Linked DNA regions of Homo sapiens: region 1 is linked to region 2. Evidence: chromatin loops called from intact Hi-C (ENCODE). Cell type or tissue: heart left ventricle. All regions are shown on one strand. Each heading gives the region's core, and the rest is flanking DNA. Links, peaks and the distances in the headings are about the cores only.

Evidence for each region. Hi-C counts contacts between places; a loop is a spot of excess contacts. Peaks named below come from ENCODE experiments on the same cell type or tissue, not always from the same donor. Only the 100,000 strongest peaks of a DNase experiment are listed, where the experiment ranks them.
Region 1: a loop joins it to region 2, with 2.4 times the contacts of the local background. A loop is called at or near these places in 21 of 110 quality-filtered maps.

Annotation. Positions count from the first base shown.
Region 1 is chr1:163,188,764-163,197,145 of GRCh38, reverse strand. All of the region lies in intron 1 of RGS5 (regulator of G protein signaling 5), which reads left to right. The region is part of intron 2 of RGS5-AS1 (RGS5 antisense RNA 1); the gene reads right to left. Among named protein-coding and RNA genes, the nearest start is that of RGS5, 10 kb to the left of the region's middle. In heart left ventricle, for the core only: no CTCF peak of the experiment used is centred there; no DNase peak of the experiment used is centred there; H3K27ac peaks cover 527 bases.
Region 2 is chr1:163,298,581-163,306,962 of GRCh38, reverse strand. It overlaps LOC127814295 (a long non-coding RNA gene), which reads left to right. Exons shown (of 5, transcript NR_182654.1): 3 at 634-730. It also overlaps a transcript of RGS5 not described here. Among named protein-coding and RNA genes, the nearest start is that of NUF2, 19 kb to the left of the region's middle. In heart left ventricle, for the core only: no CTCF peak of the experiment used is centred there; no DNase peak of the experiment used is centred there.

The DNA of each region.
Region 1 (8,382 bases), core at 3,338-5,837, 110 kb after region 2:
CACAGTTAACCTCCTGGGCAGCAAGTCCTGCATATGGTTCTCTGGGAACTTCTCCAGTGCTCATCTGTTCCCAACTCTGAGGATGGAAGAGATTTATTCAGGGGAAAGATAGTCCTCCCCTTCACCTAAATGATTTTATTACTAAAAGGATAGACTGTATTTGGTATAGTAGACACCAAATAAACATTTTGTTGAAGGAATACATGAATGAAGTTACAGCAAATAGAGACAAGAGCACTTCTAGGACAGCTTGGTATTTCCTCTGCTTTCCTTGGGTATTGGGGAGACCAAGAACAGTATCAGTGTTGACATTTTAGGCCACAATCGGAAAAAGAGTGTGTGTTGCTAAATAAAGAGAGGTGCCTGCTATGGGAGAAGGGGAGTGGGGATTAGGAGAAAAAGAAAAGTGAAGGAGACTGTCTGCATTTCTATAATGAGGAAAGCCTTGTTAAAGAGGTGAGTCTTCTTTTGGCTGCAATGATGGTATCCCTTAGGTGAGCTCTAGGAAGTTGTACTGCCTGGGCTGTTCCTCATGCAGTTACTGTTGAAGCTTCTTTAGTGAATTGCATTCTGTATTCCAGCTAGTTGCCCCTTTCTATTCTTTCTTTCATTTAGTCTGGGTTATGCTGAATCACCAGATATCAATTCATAACACTTTTAGATCCCAGAATCTTACATTTTGAAACATCCCAGAAAGGTTATCTAATTTGTTTCTCCTTCTCTAGCAAGGACTACACAATATTACGGGATAGATGATATCTAGGGAGAGAGTTTATTTATGTCTCTGGAGCCATTGTTAATGGTTTTTGTCTGTACTGCTGGCCAGAGAGAAAAGGGGCTAAATTTTAATTAATTCAGTCAGGATCAGTCATTAGTAACAGGAACCAGAATATGGCTGGAGGCCAGAAGATAACAGTTTCCTATCTCTTTCCTCCCTTAAAGTTCTAATCAGTTCTCAGATAACATTGCATCTGCACTACTTTGAAGGCTGAGTCACCCAGAGGATAAAGACAGTGAAAGCCTGATTGTTTCTAACGATCGAGGAAGTTACTCTTAAGATTACAGGATTCAGGAATAGGAAAGAAAATGTTCACAGTAAGGAAGGATGTGAGCTCACAGTCTCTCCCCTGCCTCAAGACCAGCGCTTGAATTGCAGTGTGGCGGGGTAGAAAGAACAGTGCTCATAACTTCCTCTATTTCTTCCTTACTGTGTGAACTTTGGGAAGTCACCAAACCTCTCTGAACTTCATTTTCTCAGAAGTGCTAAAAGAAATAAATGAAATATTATATTTAAGGTGACTAGTTTTTAGTAGAAGGACCCCTATTAAACAATTATTTTCCTTTTATCTCTCTTTTCCCCTTTGTAGGCAGTGAAGGAAACATAATTTAAGTCAGTCAATTATGTGCTAAGGCCTTTGATAAAACTTACTCCTTTTTATCCTTCCTCATCATAACCTCATCTTTTAAAAAAAAATAAAGATAAATTTTAAAAATGGTACAGTATTTAAAAAATACTTTATCCATAATTTTTTCAATATATATATATTTTAAATTATTATTGTTACTTTTGTTTCAGTAGTTTTTGGGGTACAGTTGATGTTTGGTTACATGAATAAGTTCTTTAGTGGTGATTTCTGAAATTTCAGGGCACCCTTCACCCAAGCACTGCACCCTGTAGCCTATAGGCAGTCTTTTATCCCTCATCCCCCTTTCACCCTTGCCCCCTGATTCCCCACAGTCCATTATATCACTCTTATTCCTTTGCATCCTCATAGCTTAGCTCCCACTTATAAGTGAGAACATGCAATATGTGGTTTTCCATTCCTGAGTTACTTCACTTAGAATGATAGCCTCCAGCTCCATCCAAGTTGCTGCAAACGACATTATTCCATTCTTATATACAACATGGTATATGTATACCACATTGTCTTTATCCACTCACTCACTGGTCGATGGGCACGTAGGTTAGTTCTATATCTTTGCAACTGCAAATGGTGCTGCTATAAACATAAGTGTGCATATGTCTTCATATAATGACTTCTTTTCCTTTGGGCAGACACTGGATTGGGATTGCTGGATCAAATGGTAGTTCTACTTTTAGTTCTTTAAGGAATCCCTATACTGTTTTCCATAGAGGTTGTACTAATTTATATTCCCACCAGCAGTATAAAAGTGTTCCCTTTTTACCACATCCATGCCAACATCTATTGTTTTTTGACTTTTTAATTATCAACGTATATTTCTTCTTACAAAACATATCAAGTCTTTACAAAATGATAAAGCTCATTAAAAACCATGATCATACTTAAAAGTTAACAATAATTCTATAATTCATTGAATATCCGGTAAGAATCGAAATATTTTCAATGCTCTTTTCTCAATTGGATTGTTTGTATTAGGATCCAAAAATGTTCACACATTGAGATTTCTTAATCTTATATCTCTCTCAGTCAATAGGCTTCCTGTTTATTCTTTCTTTGCAATTTATTTGAAAAACACAGTCTTTTTAGACACAAGTATAAGAGGCTATATAACATGTGGGAAAGGTACTAGATAGGGAATACAGGCACCTGAGCTGTAACACTGGCTTCTACTACCTAGTGGAGGATAAGTCATGTGCCAGTTCCCCTCTCCAAGTATCACTATTACATTTGTAATAGGACGTGATCAATTATATGGTCTGTTATACTCCTTCCAGCTCCAACACTTTCTTATTCTGAATTGGGACACCATGTATTTTGAGAAAATATTCCATTTTTATTATAATTTCTTATCTCATCTAAGTCATATAGGAAGGCCTGGGAAACAAACTCCTGAATGTAGCTTAAAAGATGCAATCAATTACATATGTGCAATTTTCTTCCCATAATGTTTAAAAATCTCAGTGGACTCAATTAAGAACCCCATATTTCTTTAAAAGACTTGTGATAAGTTCAGAATATACTCCCAGTTTGTGAAAAGTATATATTAATATGCAGTGGAAAGTGATTCTGTTTTATTTTGGTGAATTCTATGAAGAAAAAGGGTGGTCTCGGTTTCTTGTACAATTTGAGGATGAATTAGAATCTGAATCTAACAGTGTATGATGCTTGCACTTTATTTACAGTTAACTTCATTTTTTCCTCTTCAAGTGTATAATGTCACTGAGGGCAAGATAAAAAAGTAAACACAGACGCATGTGACTTTGGGGGTGTGGCACCACTGACTACATTTATACTACACTACATTTTCTCCAGTGGGAAAGGGTGGCCCACTCCTGCCCTTCTGAATGTTGCTTAGAGGTAAACTTGTCATTTGCCTTAACAGTGGAAAAGTTTTCATCCTTGAGGATGGGATGAGAAGGGTATGTCAGGGTTTCCAGGTCTTTACATAATTAACCAATTTTCATCTGCCATCTGGGTAGATCATGGAGTACTGACAATTCTTGGAAGTGCTATGAAGACTGCTGACTGCATAAATCCATGTCAGGCGTGTATATGCTCAGCAACTGCAAATTCCAACCAGATTAGGAACATATAGTTTGCCTCCAGACTAGGCATTAGAAATTGGGTCTTTCCTGGAAAATCTGTAGGTGTGATCAACCTAATTATAGGATGCATGCATTATCAACACAGCTAATCCATGTGCGTTTTTAGGCTTATTTACCCTGACCATAGAGCTCCTGAAAAGTCCAAACAGAGTATTTATTTGCAAGGCATTCCATTCAGTTGCCATGCCTAGGTAGAATAACTTAACCTGAATTTTTGTTCTCCTTCAAAAAGAAAATATTTCAGTGTTTAAAGGAATTGGCCAAGCAGCTTTTGAATACTTTGGACAGTAGATACTTGATGACCATGTTGGTTTCATGAATAGTAAATGAGGCTAAGACCTTTATTCTATATTCTCCATGTTTTCCTTCCTAACTGTTTCCCCAGGCGCTGCTCAAAACAGCACCTAGCCCATCTGGACAGATCATTTAGAGACTTAAAACTCTACATTCTAGAAAGACATTGGAACTATCATATTAGAGTCAGAAGAAGAAAAGCAACACGAAATAAAGTACTTGTAAAAATGTGAAGTGCTCTCCTTTGCAAGTGTTTGTTATTATTAGCGAAGTATGTGGAGCTGTTTTGGTCAAGCTTCCACTTTTTGATATTTTCTTGTGCCGAACATCTGTTTCTTGATGAGGCACTTGTCTATGGGATTCAGGAAGTTTAGAAAGAATCAAGATGTTCCATTAAAAAATAGCTTCCTGTATTTTGGCAAGTTATTTTAAGTGATAGTTTATGAGAGATATCCAGTGAATGGGAGTGTGAGACCACATAACCTGTGTACTTGGGACAAGGTCAACAGTGCAGGTCACACTGAAGACTTTCCCAGAGGATCTGGTGGTCTGATGCTTGCTGGATGACAGACTTTCAGAGTCTTAAATCTTGCTTCTGAATCACCGAAGTGCAAAACAAGATGTCATTTGAACACACACATGCATGTGCAGGCATACACACTTACACACATATACCCTCAATATTGTTTATGACTTGGATAAAAGATGGATTGTTTGTTGAAATCAGAGATTTGTGCACACAAACTGAAAGTGTACCTGGGCCTGGTAGGAAGAAACATTTTTCTTTCACAAAGATGAACGTAGATTGATGGGAATTTTTTCCACTTTAAGGCGAATAGGTCTTTTCTATCTCCATAGTTTGGATTTTATACTAAGTGGGAAAAACAAACTTTTTCTCTCTCCTCACACAACACTTCACTTCTGACACCCAATGTGTGGGATTTCCCCACCAAGAAATTCTCCAACATTTTGTAGGCACCAAGGGTGTGTTCTACAATTCAATTCAACTCTGACACTATCTACTTGGAGTTAACGTCATATCCCATAGGTTAAGGGCTCAGCCCCACAAGACTGCCCCCCACTTCAGATGCCAGTTGTAAGTTCAGCTATAAATTGGGGTTTCCTGTAATCCCTTCTTTAGCTTCAATAATTTATATAATGTCTCATAAGACACGGGAAAACATTTTTACTTTTACTGATTTATCGTAAAGGCTATTGCAAAAGATACAGTTGCAAAGGATACAGTTGAACAACCAAATGAGGAAGTACATAGAGCAAGGTATATGGGAAGGGGCACAGAGCCTCTGTGACTTCTTCAGGCACACCACCCTCCTAGCCCCTTGATGCATTTTTGTTCACCAACCCAGAAGCTCTCTGAACCCTGCATTTTAGAGATTTTTATGGGGGCTTCATTACTTAGTATATTTGATTATTAACTCAAGCTTCAGCCCCTCTTCTCTCCCCAGAGGAAGCTTTGTTGAAAGCTCCAAGCTTCTCATCATAGTTTGGTTTTTCTAGTGACCAACCCTTATCCAGGAGGCCACCAAGAGTTGCCTCATTAGAGCAAAACGTGGTCCTCTTACCCAGGAATTTCCAAGGGATTTAGGAGCTCTGTGTAAAGAACCAGGGTCAGAAACCAAGTATTAGAATAAAAGGTGCTCCTAGCACCATTATCACTCAGGAAATTAGAAGAGTTTTAGCAACTTTGTGCCAAGAGTTTATGGCCAGAGACCATGGGTTAGACTATGGCATAATAAGAAACGCACTCATGAAGGCAGTAAGCCAGCCCTTCACACCTTCACTGCTCCCATTTTAGACAACCAATGTTTCAGTTACTTGTTTCACTTCTCCATTAAACTGTTACTCTGAAGAGGATATCTATCTGCTCATTGTTGGACATTACAGGCTATACTGTGTGTTCCTTGGTCTGAATAAATGATGGCTGGCTACCCAAATTGCTGCACTATCTTTTTTTTTTTATAGCATTTTGAGCATTTGCATCTGACACTTCATAAGCAAAACGCACTCTAGGGTCAGTGGCTATTCCTGTCAAGACCCATTTGTAGCCCTCCAAGGCTACTGGCGTCAGTCTCACTTGCCAGCTATGTTCCTGCCCTTCCCACCCAAGAATCTGCCACATAGCCATCGGCAGTCTCTGTCTCTTTTGCTGACAAACAGGACAGTTCTTACTGGCATTTTGTTTTTCAGAGTGTGCAAGAAGAGTATGTCCAGATTTAGTCCATCTCTGCCTTGCTGTAGTACTCCCATGTCCACTCATTTCATGGACCCAGGTGGCCGTCACAGGAGAGCACACAGGGATATATATATATATGTATTGATCCAATCACCTTTCAAACCTGAAAGGGACTTCTGATGGTCATCAGCATGTCCTACTTTAATGAACCCCTTGAATTCCCATAGTCATTTCCATAAAGCTGTGCCCCATGTGGGTATCCCTTTAATGGGCTAGGCTTCCACTGACCATATAGCCAGGCAATTGGCCACTGCCCATGAGTCAGTAAAAACTGAAACACAGGGGCTTTCATCATTGTTAAATTCTTCCGTCATTGCTAGGAAAACAACATGCAATTCAGCCCACTGGGCTCACCTGTTTTTATCTTCTTTGATAGGAGTGACAGCCTTCCAACAGGATGCTGTCCATACACCGTGGAACTACTGTCCACAAACCAAGTAACTGTTAGTCAGTCGAGCACTGTTTATAGGGTATTGTCTAAATGATGATAGAGTTTGGCAGCTCCTCACGCAGTTCCATAGTCAGTCCTAAGGGAAAAGGGGCTCCCTGCTGGTATCTTCTCCTTGCATTCTCCAGGTAGTATGATCTTGTGTAAGATCCTGTTCATTTTACTATGGAACTTTTCCAGGCACTGCCATCCCCATTAGAGTGTTTCTCTGATATCACCAAGACACCATGGGTATTTCAGGTTTCAAGATTATTTTATGTCCTTCAGTTATAAAGGTAGTTTAAATTAATGTCCAATAGCAAGCTAATAATTGACCCTCAAATGGAAATTCTCTAGTCCAAAATCCTCATAGTTGTCACGGGGAGGCACTCACAGGCTTTTGCTATAAGCCTCAGTCTAAGCTCTGTATAGGGCTTTCAAACAAAGAATATGTGCATTCAGCCTCTACTCTATATTGCTTGGGCTTGAGCAATCTTATTGGTTCTAATTTAGTGTGTTCAATTAGCATTGTTTGGAGAGCAGATTTACATGTCTTCTGTGTTACAATACTAGGTAGGGGAAATACTCCCCAGTCAGAGACAATGTTGATCCCCATAATATAACCACTTCACACAGAGCCTGCTTAAACATTCCAACTTTCATAATTCTATCAAATTCAAATATTTTCATAACTATCAAATTTCAAATTCTATCAAATCTCAAGTTTTTCTGTTCTCTCAATTTCATTGTAGCTTAAGTGAGGACTTTACCAGTGGGTTTTGGTACCACGGTGCATGAGACTCCTGTTTCTAGGAGCTCTGGAAACTTTTCTTCTCTACTCTCTGACCATTTACCCACTCATAGCAAAAGGCTTTGGGTTCCCACAAGGGGGTCAAGCCCAGAGACCCTGACCCCTTTATTAATCTTTATCTCAATTGAGTGGTCTAACTTTTGCTCCAAGCAATTGCAGGTCATATTTCTCCTTGTAATCTTAGTCTTCTGGCTTTTTAACCTTCTCCAAACTGGGGTAGATGGAAGGACTTAGTTAAGGTCCTTTAATCACCAGAGATCACTTTGACCCACACCAACTTTGACAGTGTTGTATTAAGACCCTTGTTTTAACCCCATCAATGTTTGCTTTATTCATCACACTTCTTAATAACCCTCTAAAAATTTTATCGTGCTTGCATGAGTACCATTTTACGTCTCTTTATTTTTCTGTTTATTTTGCTCCATTGAATCACCTAATGCCTTAATAACTTTTTGAACATTTTTACCTTGTTGGGAAGAGTTCCTTGACTCTTCCTTCTGCCCTTTGCCATCCTCTTGTTAACTACTCTTATCGTTTTTATTAGCATATGTACAACCCATGAGGGGAAGCCAAGATAGCAAATTCAATAAAACTTCCCAGATTGTCATTTAATTTTGCCACGGTAAGATTATATGGAGTGCCCATGCAAATGGTGCTTTCTTACCCACAGCATTTACCATGTCCTGGGAATACAGGCATATTCAGTGAGTGAATAACCTGATTATCACAAGACAGTCCCACGTGGCCTGCACTCTAAGCAGAACAGCTGCTTCATCTGGGCTGTTCTACATGGCATTTATGTGGGGAAAGGAAGAGTTCATTTCTTGGGATGACAGACCTTACAACCTTACAGTAGCTTTTTTTTTTTTTTTTTTTTTTGAGATGGGGTCTCGCTCTGTTGCCAGGCTGGTATGTGGTGGTGCGATCTTGGCTCACTGCAACCTCTGTCTCCCAGGTTTAAGCGATTCTCCTGCCACAGCCTCCCAACTAACTGGGACTACAGGCTCGTGTCACCACGCTAATTTTTGTATTTTTAGTAGAGACGGGGTTTCACCATGTTGGCCAGG
Region 2 (8,382 bases), core at 3,263-5,762:
GCTTAAACAACAGAAATTCATTGTCTCACAGTCCTGGAGCCTAGAAGTACTAGATTAAGATATCAGCAAGGTTGATGCCTTCTGAGGGCTGTGAGGATGAATCGGTTTCATGCCTCTCCCTGGCTTCTGGTGGTTTGCTGGCAATCTTTGGCATTCCTTGGCTTGTAGATTTATCACCCCAATATCCTTTATCTTCACATGGCATTCTTGTGTGTATTTTTGTGTCCAAATTTCCTTTTTTTAATAAGGACATTGGTCATATTATATTAGAGTAAGACCCAACCTAATGACCTCAGTTTAACTTGATTTCCTTTACAAAGACCCTATTTACAAATAAGGTCACATTCTGAAGTATTTGGGATTGGGATTTCAACATATCTCTTTTAGAGGACACAATTCAACCCATAAAACATGGCTCACAGCATCATGAGCCAGAGGCCTTCCTGGGCAGGATCTATATAAATAGCCTGATGGCTCAAACCAGGGCAAATATACCAGCTTGCCTCAGAACAAAATGCAATTCCTGGATTTTTACCTCCTTTGAAAACTGAGTACTAATTACTTATTTTTATATTACCAATGCTCTTTGAGTGCAACATGCTGAGTACATGCGATTCATTTTATTTTTCTTAGAAACAGAGCGCTTAAAAAGCACTGTCTGGATATCTTCAGAGGGAAAAAGGAGAAAGTTAACTGAATTGGTGACACTTCGGGTCTCTCACAGAGGAAGGTAAGGTTTCAGTCAACAGCACATAGAGGATTATCCTCATTTACCCAGGACTGACAGTGTTTGTGAATTCTAAAGCTGTGCATGTAGTGAATATACAAGATAAAATTGAAATGAGAATAACGGAATAGCATTGTAGAAATGATTAAAATGTACCCAAGCCCCAAGTTTTCAGATAACATGATAGTTTTCTAATGGTGAAACTGTTTAAGATGTATAGTCATAAAAAAGATTAAAAAAAATAAGAAACAGTTGTATAGCCAACTTTTAATAATCTGTGTTATAGACTCCATAGCAGATCTGAAGGTAGCTATATGCCAGCAGCAGAAGGTGCACCCTGGAGCACAGTTTTGTAGCAGTTCTCCAAGCTGACCAGCTGAGGACTAGTGACCCTACTTAAGAACAGTTGGCTAAGAGGATAGTCAAGTGAGGGGAATGTGCTACAAGAGAATCATAGTAGATAGAGATGCAAACAAAAGGGAGAGTCTTTCTTCTTGTTCCTTTCTGATCTGTAGAACCTGCAGGCCCACTGTAGAGCTCCCATTGGAGTACAGTGGAGCATGAAGAGAGAATCCTTAGGAGAGCTTGTCAAGGAATTTGGGGGAGGAGTGTGTTTGCAAACATGGGGGAAAGTACTTATTAATCATTTAGATGTTCTGCAGGCAGAAAGCTTACTAGTGTAGTGTGTAGGGCTGCAAGCCACCAAAGTAATGACTACTTGAAAGAGGACCAATAGTTTCTGAAGCTCTGTGTGAAAAGATACAGTGGTTGGGGTGGGGTGCGGAATCTCTAGAGCAGCTCATACAGCCACAGGGCAAAGAGAGGGAACCCCCACACGGAAAAAAAGATTGCAGCAGGGATGGAGAGCTAGTAGCTTTAGGATGACTAGACACTTCTGAAAGTGAGCACTCTGTCCTTACAGAGACCACCAAACCAACAGAAGCCACCAGGACAGCACACAGCCATTCCAAAATTCCAGACCAGGATCATTCCAGAAAAGCCTTACATCTCAGTCCAGTATATGGATGGTTTTGTAAGATGACCTATGATTTTTCTGTTCCTCCTTCCTGCCCCTAACTTCAGAGAAACAGACCTAGAAAGAGGGAAGGAAGGAGTGAAAAAGCGTGCCATACTTTATCTTCTCCCCTTCTGTTTTAAACTAGACAAATCTATATTTTAATTATTATAAGTAACCAGAAAGTTATATGGTCTGGCCAGGATGGCATTAAAGAAAATGAGAGAGAAAAGTTTAAGATAGCATGGTTGGAGACAATAAGTAGAAGAAACCAAGTAGTTCAAGTTTTATAACGCTCTATCTTATAAACACTCTTGAACCAATAATAATGCTATTACTGAAATGCTACACACAATTGAAGACTACTTGTTAGACCAAGACCTTAAAAACTTCTTTACTGATTATTCCCAATGTGTGGCCCTGGTAATCATTGAAGAATCATTGTATTGACTATTAAACATCTAGGGATCACCTGTTTAAATCAAGTTAACAAAACACTTACTTAACAAATATATATTGATTGCCTATTATGAAGTAGATGCTATAGTAGGTGCTGGCAGTATAAACATGAAAAGAGACATTGTGTGTGCATATTAATATACAGCAAATTAAACTTCAGCCAGAGAAGTACTTTACTAGAAGGTTGATAGAAGTGTGGTGGTAGCTTGCAGGAGGAAGCAGTTAGCCTCCTTGGAAATGAGTAATCTTCACAGAAAGTATGACATTTGACCTGCTTCTTGGAGAAGATGCATATTAAACCTATTAAATCCATGTCAGCCTTTAACACCTTTGCTCAGATTAGTTTCTCGAGCTGTTTTCCCACCTGGTGAGCAGATAAGAGCAGGACAGGAAAGTTCTGATGAAAGGAAGAAGTGCCAGAGAGAGAAGGCCTTGCAAGCAAAGAAGCCTGACAGGCAGGAGCCCCTGAGTATCCTAAGGAGAAGTACCAGCGATTTAGGGAAGAAAATTGCTGCCAGAAGTGCAGGAAATAAAAATTCTGACCTAGATCATTTTACTTATGTCTTCCCTGGTTCTATGAATATATCTTGGGGGTCCTTTTATAATCACATTTCATTAACCAGGCAAGATTAATCAGTGACCAGATAGGACAGTCACTGACTCTTAAGACTTTACAATTTGAAACAGTGTGTACAAATGTATAGAGAGACATGTAGACCAGCGGGTTTCCAACCTTTCTGGCACCAGGGACTCATTTTTGGAAGACAGTTTTTCCATGGGATGGGTTGGGGGAGCAGGAGTTGGATGTCAAGGGCGTTGGATATGTGGGGGGATTGGTTTTGGGATGAAACTGTTCCACCTCAGATCATCAGGCATTAATTAGATTCTCATAAGTAGTGTGCAACCTAGATCCCTCGCATGAGCAGTTTGCAATAGGGTTCACACTCCTTTGAGAATCAAATGTGCAGCTGATCTCATGGGAGATGGAGCTCAGGCAGGTGGTAATGCTCACTCACCGCCACTCACTTCGTGCTGTGTGGCCTGGTTCCTAACAGGCCACAGACCGGTACCTGTCTGCAGCTGGGGGTTTGGGAACCCCTGATTGTATACCAGAAAAACAAGGACTGATAGAGCTGCTAATGCCAGTCTCAAATGAGTGAATGAGCAAATACAGAAGTACAGTTTAAGTATACAGAAGCTCTCTTCATCCTTATAGCTCTCTGACGTTTTGATGATTCTACTTTGTATTTTTAAGTTCCAATTTTAAAGAGGTGTGTAATTGAGTGTTAGTTGTGTGATTTGGAGCAAGTCTCTGAGAGATCTCTTTTTAAAAAAATAATCCACAAGCTAGAAGATTGGACTAAATTACCACTATGATTCTTTTCAAAGCTATCTTAATTTACTACTATTTGAAGTTACTTCAGCCAGTGCTAATGATACCGTAGTTGCAGATTTGAACCACTGAGATGCAATTCACTTATTTAAAAACTACTTGATAAGAGTTTGTTGGGAGGATTGCTAGATAAAATATGGGACACTTAGTTAAATTTGAATTTTACATAAAGAATGAAGATTTTTTAATGTAAGTATGTTTCATATAATATTTGAATATGTAAAAGTATCCAAATATACTTAAAAATTATTTTTTCTCCATTTGAAATTAAAATTTAACTATGTGTTCTTTCAAAATCTAGCATTCTTACATCTATGTTAGCTTCAGTTAGAAGCTAGGCTCTGTGGAAGACAAAATGGTGAATCAGTCATAGATCCTTCACTCAGTCTAGAGGAGCAAATGAGAGTCAAATATTAATAATGATATTACAAAGTAAAAAGTGATGAGTTCATGAGAAATATACTAAGAGAGTGCTATAAAGGTTTGCAGGAGGGAGAAATTACTTCCAGCCACAAAAGCAAGAGAAGAACTTGAGCTGGCCTGAGAAAGATGGCAGGATCAAGGCTTCTGAATTTGGTGTGAGGAAGGGGTAAGGTCATTTCCGGTAGAGTGAATGGCTTGAGTAAAAGCATGGAGATGGGAAAGCACAGAGGAAGAGAGGACAGCTAGTCATTTGGTTTGACTGTGGTTTGATTGGGTAAAGGGAAATTAAAGCAGAAAATATTAGAAAGGGAAGGCAGGACCATACCAAGGGAGCCAGAGGTAGGAGGGAAGAAGGCTAGAAATCTGAATAAGCAAAAGAATTTGATTTGATGCTTGAAGGTTTCTGATCCAGGGTGACAATGCATACCAGTAGCGACAAGGGAGAGTGTAAAGAATCATCCCAAACAAATCACTTCCAAGAAAAACTTGGGCTATTAGTGTTGTTTTTAACACATAGCTTAAGAAACATATTAGGTGAAAAGGAAATATAGGTAAGTGGGAAAATCACAAGCTTAGGTATGAAAAGATTCTGGGTTCAAATCCACATTCTCCTTCTGTATGATCTTAAGTTATTTCCTATCTGAAACTCAGTTTCCTTGCATATACAAAAGACTACAAATGCTCTCATTATGCTTGGAAGTTATAAGTACCACTGTATACCTGGCACATTTTGGGAGCTCACTAAAGACTAATTGCCACATGAGTTATTGTTTACTTACTACTTATTCTTCTCTAGTCTTCAGAGTATCTTATTTTATTGTAGCAGGTGAAGATGCTCCCAAGAGATTTAAAAAAATGTTTTTCAAAATATTTTTCTTTATATGAAAAAAACTTTTTCTTAAAATAAAAAACAGCATATCTATCTGAACTAAAAAAAAAAAAACAGGAAAAATTAAGAAGCCAATATTTGGAAAATTTGGTCCAAATACTCACTTTAAATTGATTTCTTCAATACTAGAGAAAGTTAGATTTTCTTCCTAATTGAAATATCACATGGTTAAACCAGGAACCCTGGGAAAAGCTGGGGTATCTTTTGATAATTATGAAGTGAAAGCAAGAATTTCTATTTAATTATTTACACCCTGACCAAATAGTATAGAATTTAGCTCAGCAGGTGAACCAGGGAGTCTCACGGATCCTGTGTACTTAAAGGAATAACAAAGCACGGGGGCTTATGGCCTGTGAAAGCCAGAGTGAAGGGGAGAATTGAGCAGTAATAGGCTCATTTTTTTTCTTTATAAAGACTCATTCTGGGCCTGGCGTGGTGTCTCACGCCTTTAATACCAGCACTTTTGGAGGCCAAGGCGGGAGGATCGGTTGAGCTCAGGAATTTGAGACCAGCCTGGACAACATGGTAAAACCCTATCACTGCAAAAAATACAAAACTTAACTGGGTGTGGTGGCACACACCCGTAGTTCCAGATACTCAGGAAGCTGAAGTGGGATGACCACTTGAACCCAAGAGGCCTGGGCTGCAGTGAGCTAAGATGGTGCCACTGCACTCCAGCCTCAGTGACTGAGTGAGACCCTGTCTCAAAAAAAAAAGACTCATTCTGGATAATTGCCCGTTTCTGATTTTTTTCCTCTAGAATTCTGATTTTTTCCTCTATCTCAGTTTGTGTCTTTGTCCATTAAAATAGGCCACAATGATTGATGATAAATTTGTTCTCTGAGATAGCACCTAGAGGAACAGTTATCCAAAGTGTCCTGTGCCCTGTCAAAGGCTGAAATAACCACCATTGCTGAAATTATGTGTTTATAGATAATGCCTCCCTATTTTGGCATTTTTCTTTCAAAAATGAATTATCACCAGTACCCGCCTTTATTCATATATTTTCTCCTCAACCTCATTGCTGAGTATCTAAAATAGATTTGCAGCTGAAGAACTACTCATTCCCTTGTCTTCCCATACCAGGCCTGTAGCCTGCTTTCAAACTTATTCCTATGCACAACACAACGTGAGCTGTATCTTAGATTTATTCTCACTTTGTATTCAGAGTCAATACACTTGGTAAGTGCACAGCTGTGACACACTAGGATTCCTACAGGCTTTACGCAAATGTACGTGATTTTATCAGTCCCAGAAGACTAGCCCTTGAGAGATTTGCTTGGGTAACATTTTTGGCAGTGCTTCTTTCTTTGTTTTTATTAATGTTCTGGATTCATGTTTGTGAGACTCTCAAATTTATTTCAGATTAGATGAAGGTGACCTTCCCCTTCGCCAAGCAGAATCTCCCATGAGACTCATGAATCCTCTTGAGGCCAATTACAGCTATCACTTGTTAACTGTTGGAGTACTTTCAGTCTTAAAAGAGCTGCTAGAAAATTAAGGCTGCAACATGAAAGAAGAACAAAATGGTCAGGCATATCACACGTTTTTATCAAATGATTTGGTTTAGGACTTGATAACCTGGTTAGTACTTGAGCACTGAAAGATATTTTGAATTTAAAGTAAGATGGAGAAAGTGATGGAAGCTAAATCACAGAGGATAGAAATACGATCAATCGTATTCAGAACAGAAACATCTTGGGCTCAATGTCTGGGAACAATGAGAAGATTAGGCTGCTTTAGAACTTAGCTCTCATTTGTTTTGGTAACCTCCACCTGCAAGAGGACACTCTTCCGTCCCAGTGAGACTGAGGTGAGAATCACAAGACCACTGCCCTCTATCTCATCTTTTCTCCAAGCCTTAGACCATCATGGGATTCACTAACATCATTCACACTTCAGGAGTGATATATCAGAGTGAGCCCCTCTTTTCTGCTCATCTTTCTGCCTCTCTAGAAAAGAGATAATTTCACTGTTTACCTCGGGAAACATGAAAGTTAATGATAAATGTAAATGATAGATGAGGCAAGCATTGAAAGCTATAAAGTTGAAAGTAGGACCTAATACCCTGTAGTAATGTGTACTCCTTTTTAAAAGAAAACACACAAGTCATTTAAGAAAGGTTAATTTCTGCTACCTTTCCAAAATATTCTCAGAATAATTGGAGAGAAAAATTGTGACAAAACACTGGGGGCACCATTGGTGAAAGAAAACTGTATATTCTTGTCTTTCAGTCAGGAAAGAATAATATCTACTTGATCGAAATGATTTTTTTCCTCAGAAACTGTGGTACTGGCTACTAGAAAACAGAGAATTTAAACTATTATTTCTCAGAATGTTTTATCTCCATGACCCAAAGATGGTTTCCCTCCATGAGAAAATATCCCAGTGTTTGTTTTCGAGTTGTCATCAACACAAAGCAGCAGCACGTTCACATATAATGTGTTTCCAGCTTTTCAAAGCATTTTCACTTGTTTCTCAATTGTTTATTACAATAATAACCCTGTGTTGACATTATTATCTTCATTTCACAAATGAGGCAGCTCAGATTCAGACATTAAGGGACCTTCACAATATATTTAGCTTACGGTGGCAGAACGAAGGCAAAACCAAAAGTCCTTGCCAAAGACTACCTCCATTTGTCTTCAATGGACTCCCTGAGTTTTTCATTGTTGCTCTTTTGTGGTATGGCTGAAGCCCTCAAAATTTGGAAAAGACAAGCAAGTACAAGATAGGCACTTAGATTGTCATTCCTCAACTGGCTTCTCTACAGCCTTTTCCTCCCAATATATAAAATACAGCAATAAAGAACAGAAGACTAACATTTTAAACACTGAACTGTTGCTCAAATTTACTCCTCCTGTATAATAGTATAATTTGTTCTTATAAGGTTGTAAAACTGCACTGCATACTTAAATTGCATGTTTCACATGTCTATACTATTCAGCTCCTTTTCTCATCTCTGCAGTGCCTACCCCCAACATACTACTGGCTTAACAATTCCCATGAAACAGTGTTTGAATTTAAGAGGCAGGGCTGTGAGAAACACAAATGGCCATCCTCTCATGTATGTGCTTCTATCACAGAAATTTGATTGTTCTCTAAAGGCAAGCATGGATTTTATTTTATTTCCAGCATCTTCAAGGTAATTATCTACTTAACCTGCATAGTAGCAGTTGTTGAGACTCAGTAAACCTCAAAATGTAGCATTTTGGTATGCTAATTATTTCAAACTGAGGGCACTTGGGAAACAGCAAATACAAGAAAGGGCTCTCTCTGAACTCCCTTAAGTGGCTGAAGATAGAGCCTCCAAAAAGAAACACAATTGTCATAGGTATCCTCCCTGGGAATCTCATCAGTGAAGGAAGATTAACTCACAGGAGACACCACACTCCAGAAAGACTTTGTCACAAACTATCCATTACCTCTTCTTCTGATGAGATCCTTGGAGACAACTTTTATTACCTGAGAGATGT